Regions from separate parts of the Homo sapiens genome. Here regions 2, 3 and 4 are each linked to region 1. Evidence: chromatin contacts called from ENCODE Hi-C or POLR2A ChIA-PET data. All regions are on one chromosome and are shown on one strand. Each heading gives the region's core, a stretch centred on a gene start or an enhancer-like site at or near the end of the contact. The rest is flanking DNA. Distances are from core to core; before and after follow the strand shown.

What was found. Hi-C counts contacts between places; a loop is a spot of excess contacts on that map. ChIA-PET counts read pairs that join two places held with the same protein, here RNA polymerase II (POLR2A). Pooled maps may share reads with other maps.
Region 2: a loop to region 1 is called in a map with no recorded cell type, with 9 times the contacts of the local background. The contact joins two enhancer-like sites. A Hi-C loop is called at or near these places in 5 of 37 single-sample maps with no recorded cell type and 2 of 50 pooled maps.
Region 3: a loop to region 1 is called in a map with no recorded cell type, with 2.8 times the contacts of the local background. The contact joins two enhancer-like sites. A Hi-C loop is called at or near these places in 1 of 37 single-sample maps with no recorded cell type and 2 of 50 pooled maps. POLR2A ChIA-PET finds 5 or more read pairs at or near these places in 3 of 52 experiments (GM12878, OCI-LY7 and endothelial cell of umbilical vein).
Region 4: a pooled map shows a loop between it and region 1 (2.9-fold over the local background). The contact joins two enhancer-like sites. A Hi-C loop is called at or near these places in 3 of 37 single-sample maps with no recorded cell type and 4 of 50 pooled maps.

Annotation. Positions count from the first base shown.
Region 1 is chr11:95,252,901-95,256,545 of GRCh38, reverse strand. No RefSeq gene overlaps it. Among named protein-coding and RNA genes, the nearest start is that of SESN3, 24 kb to the right of the region's middle. RefSeq lists an enhancer at 2,058-2,447. Within about 2 kb of position 2,090, at least 25 of the 41 ENCODE cell types and tissues checked have a DNase peak (open chromatin) inside an H3K27ac peak, as active enhancers do; they include GM12878, where a contact is called at or near this core.
Region 2 is chr11:96,186,264-96,189,908 of GRCh38, reverse strand. All of the region lies in intron 1 of MAML2 (mastermind like transcriptional coactivator 2), which reads left to right. Among named protein-coding and RNA genes, the nearest start is that of MIR1260B, 150 kb to the left of the region's middle. RefSeq lists an enhancer at 1,990-2,049. Within about 2 kb of position 1,973, at least 12 of the 41 ENCODE cell types and tissues checked have a DNase peak (open chromatin) inside an H3K27ac peak, as active enhancers do.
Region 3 is chr11:96,051,392-96,055,036 of GRCh38, reverse strand. All of the region lies in intron 2 of MAML2 (mastermind like transcriptional coactivator 2), which reads left to right. Among named protein-coding and RNA genes, the nearest start is that of MTMR2, 130 kb to the right of the region's middle. Within about 2 kb of position 1,861, at least 2 of the 41 ENCODE cell types and tissues checked have a DNase peak (open chromatin) inside an H3K27ac peak, as active enhancers do; they include GM12878, where a contact is called at or near this core.
Region 4 is chr11:94,601,104-94,604,748 of GRCh38, reverse strand. PIWIL4 (piwi like RNA-mediated gene silencing 4) reads right to left here. Exons shown (of 20, transcript NM_152431.3): 12 at 2,770-2,954; 13 at 693-765. The region is part of intron 4 of PIWIL4-AS1 (PIWIL4 antisense RNA 1); the gene reads left to right. Among named protein-coding and RNA genes, the nearest start is that of LINC02700, 35 kb to the left of the region's middle. RefSeq lists an enhancer at 1,623-1,842. Within about 2 kb of position 1,553, at least 11 of the 41 ENCODE cell types and tissues checked have a DNase peak (open chromatin) inside an H3K27ac peak, as active enhancers do.

The DNA.
Region 1 (3,645 bases), core at 841-3,340:
AATGCATTCCTCAGGAGAAAGGACCAGTAGCAACAGCAGAATGTTGCCATTTCTGTAGTCTTCTTGATTTCTGACTAATGAGGAACCAAAGAATCCAAAATAGCTGATTTGCCCTCACCCAGGAAATACATCCCCTACCCGACTTCCTCCAGAAGTCTCTGGGTTCTACAGCTGCTATAACCTCATACCTTCCCAGGGCTTTCACCTCTGTACAGACTCCTAGTCTGCTCTGCTCTGTCAAAAGCTTTTCTAAACTTCTCTGGGCACCAGAAGCACCCCTTGAGGGATGTTAAGCTAAGGAAAGGGAATGGTGATAACAGCATTGCTTCAGATACTTCATATTTACGTCTTTCTCGTAAAGAGTGCCAGGGCCTTATAGAATCACTCGAAGGCCCATTGCATTAATCTCAAGGATCCCAAACAAGTGAAAGTTAGATCACACTAAAGCCACCTTCATTTAGAGTTTGTGGTCAATCAAACAGAGCCTAAACTGAAATTTAATTTTGCCCTAGCAGTGAGAATTTGCTAAGCAAATTAATGCTAGAGGGCAAACAAGGCTTCTTGAGTCTGCCTAAGAGCCTTTAAAGGACAACATGCTTTCAAGGGCTGGAAGCAGTCTTTTTACATGCTAATTACAAATCCTACAGTATTTGTGAAAGCAGGTCCCTCTGGGATTTCTATCAGCCAACAAGTTGTTTATTTCCAGTTTAAAGGGGGTGGAGGGTCTATGAATTATTGAGTAGCTACTATGTGTTTTGCCTGTGCTTGGTGGTGAGAGATTGTTTATCTTCACAACCGTCCTTGGAGCTAAGCATTACCCCAGTTTGCACCTGTGGAATGGAGAGGTGGCTGGAAGCACAGAGCTGGGATTCAAAAGCTGGGAAGCCTAAACTCTGGAAGCTGTGCTCTCTCCTCCAGCATATTACCAACCTTTGAATGTAATGTCGGCTTTTCTTTAAGGAATATTCTCAAATCCAGCCTTCTTCATATTTCAGAATAGCCCGTCCCTAATTAGCTCAAATTAGCTAGCTTTGTAAACCCTTTTTCATTTCAGTAATGAGGAAAACGAGGCATTCAGCCAAGAAGCAAACTGTAGAAGGATAGGTTGCAGCAGGTCTGGGCTAATAAATTGCAGTACATGGTGCTTCCTGAGACCTACCAAGGACTCTGAAAGAAGACAAGATGAAAAATCACTCCCTCTCTGAGATATATATTTTCTTTTGGAAAGATGTGTTTTCACCACTCACAGGAAAAACTGCTTTCTGGCCTTAGATAGCACAGAAATTGTCCTCAGATAATGCCAGTGAGGAACCTGCCTGGGAGGTCTAATCGACCTGGGATATGTCATAGGTAATGCCGGGTAGGTAGGTTTAACCCTTCGATTGCACCCTTTTCCAATACTGCTGTCACTGCCCACTAAGATCAGAAAAACTGACAAAATTTTGGGAAATAACTTCATGTTTTCAGAAATGCTACAAAGCCCTCTCCACTCCCACCCATGAGACAATGTCTACAAGTCACATCATATCCTTCCAGCTTAGACTTATTTTTAAAGCACACACAAAACACACTTTAGTGTAATTGGAGAATTAGCACTTTTGCCCCAGAAATGAAACAGCTGTTGATTTCCAGGCTGCTTGTCATTAGAGAGAAGACTTGAAACATCAGAGGCAAGTTCAAACTCCCTAAGAGGCAGTATTGAACTTTACTTGTAGCTCATGTGCCAAGAGCTGCCCAGCATCACTATGCATGAAACAAAACAGGTTTCAAGCAATTATAAGACACAACATATAAATCAAGACTTTAGAATCTTTATTAATGCTGAATTTTTTATTCCAAAAAAATACTTTCAGGAAAACAAATATGACTCATGACTTATGAGACTGGCTGCTTGGATGCAAATCATCTTAACTGCTTGCACACTCCTTGGTACCTTTTCAGCTAAAGAGCCATTCAGCCTCAGCTTCAAGTGCAGAGGAAGTGCAAATAACCCCTGCACTTCAGAGCACAGCTTGCTTTGCTAAGAGACAGTTGAGCAAAATCCCAGCACGCTCTGATTCATTCTGCCTGCTGATTGGTCGTTCTCCCTGGCTGCTGACATCATCCTGTTGCTGGGTGGAAAACTTATGCAGCACAGCCCTGATGCTGACTTCTGATTCTTGTGAAGGGGACGTTGTACTCAACAGCGAAATCAGATTGTAGCTCAAATGGAATTGGAAGATATCTTTTTTGTGTGATCACTTCAGTCATCTTATGCCTCTTAAATTATAGCGCCCTCCCAACCCCCATGCCGTAATCTAGCAAATGCTATTGTGTGGCACTTTCTCTTCCAAGCCACCCAACCCCCAACAGCCTCTAGAATACAAGAGAATAAGAAAAAAACCTTATCGTTTGCCTTCGACTGTAGGTGGAAGATGTCTTACACATCTCCTAGATGGGGCTGGCCTTCTGATTAGTTCATTTGCCTTTACCATCAGTATTAAACTATGTCTTCACTTGCTGCAAAGAATTGTGAAGTAATTTTTAGGACTTTCTATAAAAAATGCCTTATTACCTCTCATTTATTTTCCCAGCATTCTGTAAGCCTTAGGTAAACTGGGGAAGTAGTGACAAAGGCCAACTTGTCTGTTGCCCTTTACAGTGCGCAAAGAACTTTTTTATATACAATGTCTCATATGTTCTTTGCAGCTGTCCCATGCATGAGGTACTATTACTTCCCCCACTCTATAGATAAGAAAACAAACCCCTAAATATTAAATCCATTGCCAGCCATATAGCTTGCACATGATGAAGCTGGGCCTCAAACCCATGGTTTTTAATCCTAGTTTCTGAACTCTTTTCACTCAGACATAGACTCTTTCAACCTTGGGAGGCTAAGTGATTTGCAAGAACCAGTGCAAATTAAGTAGCTAAACCAGTGCCAGAACCCAGCAATTCTTGTTCTCCACACAAGGCCTTTTCTTCTAAACCTCTTGGTAGCTCTCAAGACAATGTTAGAGATGCTCTTAGATACACATTTATTTTAGAAATCTTTAGGCTTTCACAAGCTTTTACTGATTAAGTGCAGCTTTGAGGGAAAAAAATAGAAGCCTAATAATTCAGATGCACATTTGCATTTATTACATAAGGCTTCTGTAAGGGATAAGCTTATCCAGTTGCAGGCTTATTTTAAGTTTTAATGGAATGATTTTGACAGATCAGAAATAGCAGGCTTAGTAACCAGCTCGGTAACTTAGATGTCAGAGACATTTCCATGGTGGATAGCGGGGCTCCTTAGCTCTCAGGACACACTAGATTTCTCTTGTTTGTCTCTGACTGGGATGATTAACCACCCTTTGCTTGGCTTTCATCTTTCCTGGCACAGCTTTGTCTTTCATCTCATTCATTGCTCCAAACCCTTCTTCCCTTTAACTTTTAATACACATACAAAATATTTCAGCTTCCCTCAGTTATTTTTACATAAGCAGAGCAGGAAAACATGGATATACTTCACGGAGCCTGCCACATCTGGTTTGCTCAGGTACTCCCTTACCCATCTTTATTTTTAAATGAGACAAAGAATCCTTCAAAAAAGGCTTAGGAGACTAAAATGTTGGAGGAAAGGAATGAAAGAATGGGGGGGGCAAAGATTACTCAGACATGGAG
Region 2 (3,645 bases), core at 724-3,223, 930 kb before region 1:
TAGAAGAAAAATTCTTTTAGTCCTCTTCAATATTTTAGAATAATAAATTAAGCCAACTGAATAAAAATATAAGTATCCCAGTTCCAGTTTTTAAAGCTATTTCCTCTTGTGATGGATTCTTTTCTGAATGAAGAATTAGCTTCCCACAGATGTTCCTGAATATTTCAGCAAGGACACCTACAATCAGATCTAAACAACCAAAACAAAATGCCCAACAAACAAAGTAGCAAGTAGATTTCACATTCTAATAGCTTATGTTGTATGTCCACAGAATGAATATAATGAAACATGACATGAATGAGTAAATCTGTCAGAAGAAAAACAGATTTGCTGTTGCAAATTAACTAGTAGTGCTGCAGTTTCAAAGCTGTAGATTTTCAGTTACCTGAAATTAGTCATAGTGGTAAGAGACTACTTTTCTTTCTAGTCTATCCCGCAATAGTGTTTAAGCTTATTTCAGGTATTTCAAATGGAGAATTCAAAGCATCCACTTTAAATGAGTCTTAAAAGTCTATTCTCTTCTAGGAGTAACTATTGGTATGTAAAAACACTACATTAATACATAAAGATTTCCTAGGAAGTAAATTATAAGCACGAAACTTGTGCCATACAAAATGGCTACTTGTTTAAAAAATTGTTCAGAGAAGTCAGATTAGGTCCTATTGGCTATAATTGGATAATGGAAATCCATTTTATATGCATTACCAAACTCTCATCAAATCATACCTCAAGGCACCAAGAGGCAAATCACCTCTTGTATTAAACTAGATATGGCCGGTGAATAATGGGTGCAGAGGTGGTCATTTCCATGAGTGGAACCAGATATAGAAAAAAAAAAACAAAACAGTTTCTAGCATTGAGCTAGAAGCTTCTCTTTACTAATAAGATGTGACTGAATTCCAGGAATATTTGTTCAGTTAAAAGAGTAATGGTTTCTCCTCAGTGGCTCTTTGGACATTTGAAATCTTTTGCTTATTTGTTTAGCAGAATTTTTTTTTTAATGTTGAACAAATGCACAGCAGCTTTGGTGGTGCTCTGACCAGCCCCATAGAATGCTGCCTCAAAAGTTTTTCCTGTGACACTTCCTTTCAGAGATGTTTCACATGTGCTTTTTTCCTTCTGCCCACACTCTGTGTTCACCACCAACTTTCCATTGTCAGTCCCCTCCCACACACAATTTCACTCTCTCATACACTCCCTGAATCTTACAGCAGCTCAAACTACCACTCACGTTTTCATTACATTATGGGAAAGGAAAAAAAAAAACTGACTTCCTCAAAAAGGACATAAAGTTCATTTTTTAAAGGACTTAACGTTTTCAAAAAGATTTTCTTTTGTAAGATCTCCTCATTCCTGCCTGTTGTACTTGCCATAATAGGGACATACAGGCTTTCTCTTTGCTTGTGGGACCCCCAAGCCATTTTTCTCTGTTGACTGGTTTTCTCATCAGAAGTTCTTAATTATGAGTCAATAAAATAATACTCTACAGTCACAGCCCCAGGGAAGGGAAGGATTGCTTAAGTATCTAGGTTATTCAGGGAAGGATGGGGGTAGAGAGAGATGTGTTGGCTTTCCATTTTCTATTCAAGCAAAAGCAGTTTTAAAATCTGAAATTAGAAAGGTTATAGGAACTGCTTAAATCAGACTTTCATGTCTGTGTTATAAGCTTCCAACTTGGGAAAGCTTAAGAAAAAGAAACCTAAGGTTTCAAACATGTGCTTGTTTCAAAGCACAAACTTGGCGACTTCTCACATTGCTTTCACTAAACCTAAGAGTTCTCATACAAGTGAGGTCTGTTTTCATCACTTTCCAGCAAAGATTAAATAGCAGGGTGCTGTAGTGATGATTCTGGTTACTGAGATTTCATTGCCAAGTCAGAAACATCAGAGGGACAACTCCATTTAACCATAGGCCAAAGATACCTCTGCCACATGAAGGCCAGGCCAAATGCCAGCCGAATGAATCAGTATGCACAGTGCTGGAGTCAGAAGCAGACACCTCTTCTGGAGTGCTTAGTCCATAGACTGGAGTGAAAAATATCAGAGCAGAGGAGAAGAACAGTAATAGGTGGACATTCCTAAACACGACAGTTATTTAAAACTTTTTTTTTTTTTTTGAGACAGAGTTTCACTCTGTCGCCAGGCTGGAGTGCAGTGGCACGATCTCGGCTCACTGCAACCTCTGCCTCCCTGGTTCAAGCGATTCTCCTGCCTCAGCCTCCCGAGTAGCTGGGGTTCCAGTCACATGCCACCATGCCCAGCTAATTTTTGTATTTTTACTAGAGATGTTGGCCAAGATGGTCTCCATCTTCTGACCTTGTGATCCACCACCCTCGGCCTCCCAAAGTGCTGGCATTACAGGCGTGAGCCACCGCACCCGGCCTGTTTAAAACTTCTTACTCACTTTGGATAAATGATGCTGGGAGTTCAAGCATTTACTTCCAAGACAACCTGGGATAGGATCAGCAGTGATTCCTTAAGTGAAGCTACGTTTATACCTCAATTCTTTTGTTTATTCATTCATCTGTTTAAAATAAAATATTTCTAGAATACCTACTAAGTGTCAAGAAAATACCAAATATATTTCTTTTGGCATCTAGGTAATGAGTTAATTTGAAAGTCTGAGAAAACCAGCAATCTGGAATAACAGTGGCTTTTATTAATCATCTGCTATGTGCCACATTTTATATGTTATCTCATTTAGCTATCACACTTAGCTTCTAAAAAAGATGGGGAGAAAGTATCCAAATGAATGTGCAGAGACAACTTGATTCACAGAGGTAAGAAAGACCCCTCAGACACCCACTGAAGATACTGGGAATTTCAAATAAGGTTAAAGGTACATTACTCAGGGCACCAGGAATGTTCAAAAAATGGACCACAGTTCAGTAGCAAGGAAGCCTCTAGGCACTATTCACATTTGTTTGAGTCACAATTTTAAAATGAGTGAAACTTGTGTCTTTGAATTCAGTATCATTTACCAAATCATACTGTGCTTGTGATATTTGTGCATATGGTAGCCTCTGTGTAAAAAGCTTCTCTCTATGAGATACACTGGCTAATAGTTGTTAAGGGGCCCGGCTCTAAAGCCAGGGGCTATTGGGTTCAAACTGCCACTCTAACACTCACCTACTATGTAGCCTTGAGAAAGTGATTTCAAGCTCTCTCTATCGGTTTCTCATCTGTAAAATGAGGATAATGCTACTTCCTACATAGTGGAGTTGTGAAAATAAAATGCATGTGAGTTACTTAACATAGTAGCCAACATTCACAAAATAATTATCATTGCATCTGCCCCTCTTTTCATCACATTTTTTTTTGAGACGGATTCTCACTCTTGTTGCCCAGGCTGGAGTGCAATGGCACAATCTCAGCTCACCGCAACCTCCACCTCCCGGGTTCAAGAGATTCTCCTGTCTCAGCCTCCTGAGTAGCTGGGATTATAGGCATGCACCACCACGCTTGGCTAATTTTGTATTTTTAGTAGAGACAAGGTTTCTCCATGTTGGTCAGGCTGATCTCAAACTCCCGACCTCAGGTGATCCGCCCACCGTGGCCTCCCAAAGTGCTGGGATTACAGGCGTGAGCCACTGCACCCGGCCTTCATCCCACTTTTATAGTACACTTTTGTGTATCTGTTCTTTCT
Region 3 (3,645 bases), core at 612-3,111, 800 kb before region 1:
TAGCTAAGATACTGTAACCAAAATAATGTGAACAGAAAACATATGGAACAGTAGATCTAAATGAATGGACTGATTGCTAATTTAAGTAAATACTACTTCCCAGGCCCCAGGTAGAGTGAAATCTCCCTACTATACTGTCTACAATAGAAATATTTAAAATTTATTTTTTTCTAATCTGAATAAAGAAATCCCTTCCTGTTCATGTGTAATGCAGATCCTCAAACTCTTTATTTAGTTTGCCATCATAAGAACAAACAGAATCAGTGCACATCTTCTGAGAAATGATAACTGCAAAAATGCCTTTGGAAGCCCCCAAAATTAAAACCAGAAGTAATATAACAAAATGGGGAAGGGTTAATATGGTTATATGGGAACAAAGGGTAAGTATATCAAATTAAAACCATATGTAAGACAAATACAGGCTAAATAGTTAATTCTTTTTTTCTCTCTCTCTGAGGGACCCTTTTAAATAGAATTGGTCCTACTTAACACCGTCACACTCCCACACTGCTCCCTCATTGGAAGAACCCATGGATAAAGGAACCCCTCCTTAAACTGTCCAACCTCCCTTAGAAATTGTTTATTACAGTCATGTTCTGTATAACTGCTGTTGTTACAGGATCGCAGTCTGGCCTCCTTCTCTAACTATCAGAACAGGTTGTTTCACATTTTTGAAACCCATTTTCCTCATTTGTTAAATATCACTCAGTGAATTTTACTGTCCTAGTGAGCTATTTAAAAAGTTAAGGCACAAATTAATAGTATATCCATAAACAGCATTCCCCTAAAATATCCCCGTCTAGAGTTACTACTTAGAATCAGGACACTGACAAGTTAGTCTGTGAAAAGAATGGCATTTCTCCACATGTAGAAAAATGTCCTAAGAAATAAGAACCTTTAAAATTCCAATCTGCACCTGGCTAAGAACTCCTCTGGGGATTTTGCAGAGAGGAATGGGCAAGGGACCCATGCATAGTAATACATGTAAGTAAGATTGTTCATTTTTTTTTCTCCCAATGGAATATAAAACAGTAAAACAAACTCCATATATTTCTTACATGAAGAGCTCTCAAAATGGCGGCACCCAAGTTGTCAGCTCCATTTCCATTTCTGAGTCACAGATACACATATATGGCTGAAAGGAGGGAAGGAGCAGACAAAATACCAAACAGATGAAGAGAGAAAGGAAAGATGTTCCCAAACATGTTAACTGTTTGCCCACATGACTTATTGGTATGTTAATGTCTCACATCAGCCACCGCTAAGGAGAATGTCGCCCCTTCCTTCCCTCTTAGTTTATAAATGGAGTCACATTATGTAATCACCCTAATGAGGTAATAGAAACATAAGTACACAGGAAAATTTGATAGTGTTTTCTCCTAATTCATCCTCTGTTATGTTGGTCACCCCCCCATCCCATTAACCCTCCTTCTCTCTTCCAGACTGGCCCCCTCCAAATTGGCTGAGTTTCCCGTCCCAAAGGACATATTGTTGGCTATTGTTTATAATAAGTCTCTCCCCTCTTGGCAGGATAGAGAACAGCTGCTGGTCTATTCTCTGCCACAAAGACCAACTTCCTTCTTTTGCCCTGGATGATTGGAAGAAAGTCGGGGAGAAGAGCAATTTATAGTTGTGTTACAGTACCTCTATTTTCTTTTGTGTTTATTTATATTGCTTCCATTTCTGTCAGGGATTTCTGAGATAATCAAGATCATTCTGCTACAGAGTTTTCATTTGAGTAGGCTCTAGTGGCAGTTGGCATTTTTCTTCATTGAGTCAGACATTTTAGGACTCCAGGCTAGAGGAAGTAGTGAACATTTCTCTATGAGAGTTTGAGAATCAATATTCCTTTTTCTAAAAAAATGAACTCATGAATGTATTCTGTGTTACATGAACAATTAATGACTTTGAATTTCTCAAGGGAAGACACCTTGTCTTTGCCAACTTTCTGTTCCCCAAACTTAGTACAGTACCTGCTTCATAATGTTTGCCAGATGAAGTAAGTGGAGTGCTGAATGGAGTTCTGGTTTGTTCTGTGAAATGTAAGCTATGCTGACAGTCCAGCACTTAAGTCTCACCCTAGACTTCAGGCCAGGCAAGGCTCATCACCTGAGGTGGGACCTTCTTCTGAGATCTTTGCCTTAGATCGTTTCTGGCTCTAGGCTTCATTCTAGGCAAAGAAGCCAGGGAACTCAATGTTTCAGAATCTAACCCCCAGCAAAAGAAACCTAGACTAGGTACTGAATCTTCAGAGAGACTTGAGCAGCTCTGGAAGCAGAATGTGGAGAGCATTTCTCTGTTCTTTGTTAGGAGCAGAAGGAAACTCACAAAATGGAAAATTGGTCTAAGACTCTATACACAGGAAAGATCCAAATGGCATTGACACAGGGCATCAATGTGATATCAGACAAGACAGCTCTGGTGGATAAAAAGGAACCACAGCCTATCATTAAGGTTTCTCCTGAGAAGTGTTTGGAACTAAGGTTGGCTGATGGTGAAGGCCATGTTTACTAAAAACTGGGCAGAAGCAGAGTGGTGTCGTTAAGTCCAAGGAGTGTGACAAAGAGGAGAGTGGCTCCTGACTCTCTTACTTATTTCTGTATGAACTTAGCTTGATAAGCATTAATAATAGCAAATTTTCTCTGTAGTCAAAACAGTCCCCTTTCTGGGGAGTAAGAACTGGAGACCTGACAATTTCCATGTGGTAGATGCCTCATGGTAAGGGTTCTTAATGCATTTTCAAATTTCCTAGTATGTGTTCCTAAATGTATCATATGGATATTGATTAATATGGCTCCCTGTACTTTCTGTAGTCACTACCTTGGTTCACCCAACAAGCACTTAACAAATATGTTCCTGACAGACATGCAAAGAATGTATATGACTGAAAATAATACTAGGTGCTAAAGCCACTGAGAGGTCTGACTTTCTGATAGTTTGTAGCATTTTGCAAGCAATACAGGAAGAAAGAATAATAATAGCTATGACTTATAGAGTGTTTAAGACATGACAGGTACAGTTGTGGTCACTTTACATGCATTGTTTCATTTCATCTCATAGTCTAGTTTCTAAACGGAATCCTTGAAGACATACAATGCCACAATGCTCACTTCTGCCTAATTGTGAGCCAGGCCCTTCAGAACTGGACAAGGAAGCTGGTCAAGTTGGGTCAGAGAGTAGTTTAAGCCATCTCTGGAGACAGGGAGGCATAAAACTGATAGACAATTAAATCCAGGTAAAGTTTGCCCTTTTTCTGCTCTTTGCCTATCTCCCTGGTTCTCCTGATGCCTCCTGAATGGTTGCTTGTTAACGCAAATTAATTTTAACTGGTGGGCTTTCAGGCATTTGAGGAGATGGGAAAGTGGAGGCAGAAGACCCTGCATAGAAAACTGTTGAATGAAGTCCTTGATGTGAACCTCTATTTAGTTGCACATCACACTAAATAACACACTAGTTGAGGGCATGAGATCTAGAATCAGACTGCCTGAGCTCAGATGCCATGCTAGGGGTGTGACCTTGAGGCAGCTTCTGCATGCCTCAAATTTATTGTCTATAAAATGTGTAGAATAATACACATTAGTATTATTAGTAGGTAGAATAATACATACTTCACAGAATTCTTATTAAGGATTAAATGAAAGGGTC
Region 4 (3,645 bases), core at 304-2,803, 650 kb after region 1:
AATGGACAGGAAAAGCCCTACAATAGCCTGGGGGTGCTGAGGTCTGGTAGAAGAGTAAACATTCCTGGGAAATAGGAATCGTTGAAAGATTTTTAAGAACAGGGATGTCAATTCTAATTTTTCTGGAATGTTGGGATGTGATGTAATCATGCCTTGGCCCCAAACAGTCTGCAAAGTCAGCTACACACACATGCCCTTTGGGAAATGAGGCAACTGTGGATGTCCCACCAGGTGATGCAGCACCGGAGGAAGTGGTCCTCTCTGAAATGCACAGAAGGTGGCAAGAATTCACAGGAAGCAGGAATTTGGGGCCATAGGTCACTTGGAAAAACCTAACCCTCCAAGAATCCCCTGAAATATAGGGAACACTGGATACCAACATTTATGTGATGAGGTGGGAGTCAGTTTATCTTAAATCTTAAGGAAAAGATGACCCCAATGAGTTGCAAAATATGCAGACACCAATGGCTGTTATAGGGGTAACAAGAAGTACTGTATTTTAAAATTAATATTAGAAATGTGGAAAGGAAATAAAATATTGATTAAAATACTAAGATTAATATTTTCTTCGGTGCTTTGGAGAAATGCATGGCAATTTGCAAATATATCATGGGAGGGTATGTTCAGACTGTAGATATAAAGCAGAACTAAAATTATAGATTAAAGGAGTTCAAAAAGTATCCTGTACTTACCAGCTGAACATCAGGATCAACATATTGCTGTATAGCTCTAACAAATGCAGCTGGATTTTCTTGTACTTTTATGCTACATAAAAAGATTAATTTTGAAGCTATGTAACTTCCTTCTTAGTAGCACATACTTATATGGCATTAGAAATAATACAAATAAATTTTCATAACAAACTAGTAGTTTTAGGAAAAATTATTAGAGAAAATAACCTTTTGAGTCTAAAATTGTTTCTTAAACTACAAAATATGACAAAAACATTTCGCAATAATTTTTACAGTGTAAAAAATGGTTTGGTAGAAAATCAGATCTTCTCAATTGTCCAGAATCCCTATAATCAATAATTCTGTTGTTCAAAATGGGGTTGAAAGTGAACTTTTGAAATCCCAAGTCTCACAGTATCAAATGTCTGAAAGAGTGTTCAAGCTCAACCAGGATTAAGATTTCTGTAAGAGTGAATTGCTATAGGAATCTAAAAATGAATGTTTCAGAAAACATCAGGTTAATGAGACCAAGATATTCAGCTAATTTGCATGATTTAGACAAAAATATCTTTATTTTCCTTAGTGGTTGCTTGTCTGGAGCCTGGAATGTCTAGCCTTAATCAGCGCACAAGTACTTAACAATTATCTGTTCTGTGCTTACATTATGTTAGGGGCCAGCAGCTCCAAAAGTAATTCTCACACACATAGGAATTTGTAAAACTAGTTTCTTTATGTAGAATCAGCCTCTTTTATGTGTATATAAGTGAACTGTCCCAATGCCCAGCGGCTTTTTAAAACTCGCCCAGCAGGTGACAGGACCATCAACCCCATGACTGCAGATACTAACAGACCTATGTGACTGGCTGGCCGAACCGTCTCAGCAACTAGATGGTCCTGACTCATCCAATTCAAACTCTCGCACTCTGACTCTGCTGCACTTACAGTCCACTCCTAAAATCATCAGGTGAATGTTTTAGAAGACAGAAGCTATGCATATAAATCTAACAGGTAAATGGATACTTCATGGAAAAAAGAAGGTTGAAATAAAATACGAGCTTTCAAATAAAACAGGCCAAGGACAGAACATAGCAATGGGCTTGTTCCAGAATTCACATGAGAAAGAGCCTGTGATGTCAGCCCAGGATCTGCGGACTGTGGCTTCTTTCATAATCATTTCCTGCTTTATTAGCTCATGGGTTTAGAGAAAGTAGAGCGGGTGAAACTCAATCCAGGCTATTTATTAACAGATTTGATAAGAGGAGAGTTCTAAACAATGGTGTTAAATGAGACTTTGGGATTAATACTTGTGCTGCTGATGCAATTAATTAGTAACTATGTGTTTAAAGAATAACTCCATTATAACAAAGAAAAGTATCTGTTCCTCTTTTCTAAGCATATCAGTTTCAGTAAAATGAGGCATGACCAACTTTATGGCTTTTCTAAAGCAAAACAGTATTTATTTTCAGTGTGATTGTATATGTATCTCTTACTCAATGAAAAACTATTTATTTATCTTTCTCATTCCCAGCAACTGGCATAGTATCTACACATATTAGTACTCAATAAACATTCTAAGAATAAATGGTTGACCTTAGTCTTATCAGAAAACTCTCTGAATGACTAATAGTATGCTACAGTAACAGAATCAGAAAAGCTTATTTGAGATCTATTTTCATATTAAATTTTAAAGCATAAAATCAAGTAAAAGTCAGGACATGCAACTTCTGTTTTTTAATATCCATTTCCTATTAAGTAAATAACTGATATGAAAAACTGATCTGAAAGAAGGAAAAACAGTTGAGAAGACAATATATGGACTTATTAAAGATTTATATCCCAACTGGTACTGGAAAGATTTTCAGGTAATGACACTACTGCTTAAGAACTGGGTACAAGTTTTACAAAGGCCAACATAAAATATATTCTAACTTTATAAAAGTTTAGTCATTACAAAATCTATCTACTTATGACTACTTTCTTGGCACTTTACATTAGGAAACTACTGGGATAAAGAAGCTTTTGTTGATACATCTGCCATTATTCCCTACCTTCTAACCAAACCAAATTAATATATGAACAAAATTCAATGTATTCTCACATTTTGGGGTAGTCCACATTAAATCCCATGGAACCTGCAACTCTTCTCAAGCAGTTCAGAAAGCTCTCGGCAACATATTCAGTTCTGTCGCTACATAAAATCAACCAGGTATTCAAAGACTGTGCATTTAAAATCTTGCAAGTTCGAATATCCTTGGACCAGTCAGCAGCAGACACAGGTTGACACTGAGAAAAATAATGATCATGAAAGGATTGAACAAATTTATTCAGAGAGCAGCTAAATAAAGACAGTGTGAAGATGGCCAACTTTTGTTATAACTGTTTAACACAGTTTGCTATTCAGTCTTAAAACACAGATGCAGGCACTGCACATCCGAACAGAATACATGTGCTTTCTGGGAGTGGAAGCATCTGGGCGTCATCCCAGGTCTTCCAGGCACTGGTGGCCCTTGGAGGTCCCTTTAACCTCATGATTCTCTGCGGTGCACAGAGAATGGTGTCTGATTCAAAGATCTCTGAGGTTCCCTTCCAGCTCTGAGTATCTATGCCTTTATTATGAATGACTCAGGCAAACAGCCTGTATCATTTTATCTTTTACTTTAAGCATCTAAATATCTCAGAGAATGCTGATTATCAATACTCTAGGTCATCATAATAAAACTAACACACCCTACAGAACAGTTAAGTGTTGCAAGAAGTCAGGGACCCCAAACGGAGGGACTGGCTGAAGCCATGGCAGAAGAACATGGATTGTGAAGATTTCATGGACATTTATTAGTTCCTCAAATTAATACTTTTATAATTTCTTATGCCTGTCTTTACTGCAGTGTTTAAACATAAATTGTGAAGATTTCATGGACACTTATCACTTCCTCAATCAATACCTTTGTGATTTCTTATGCCTGTCTTTACTTTA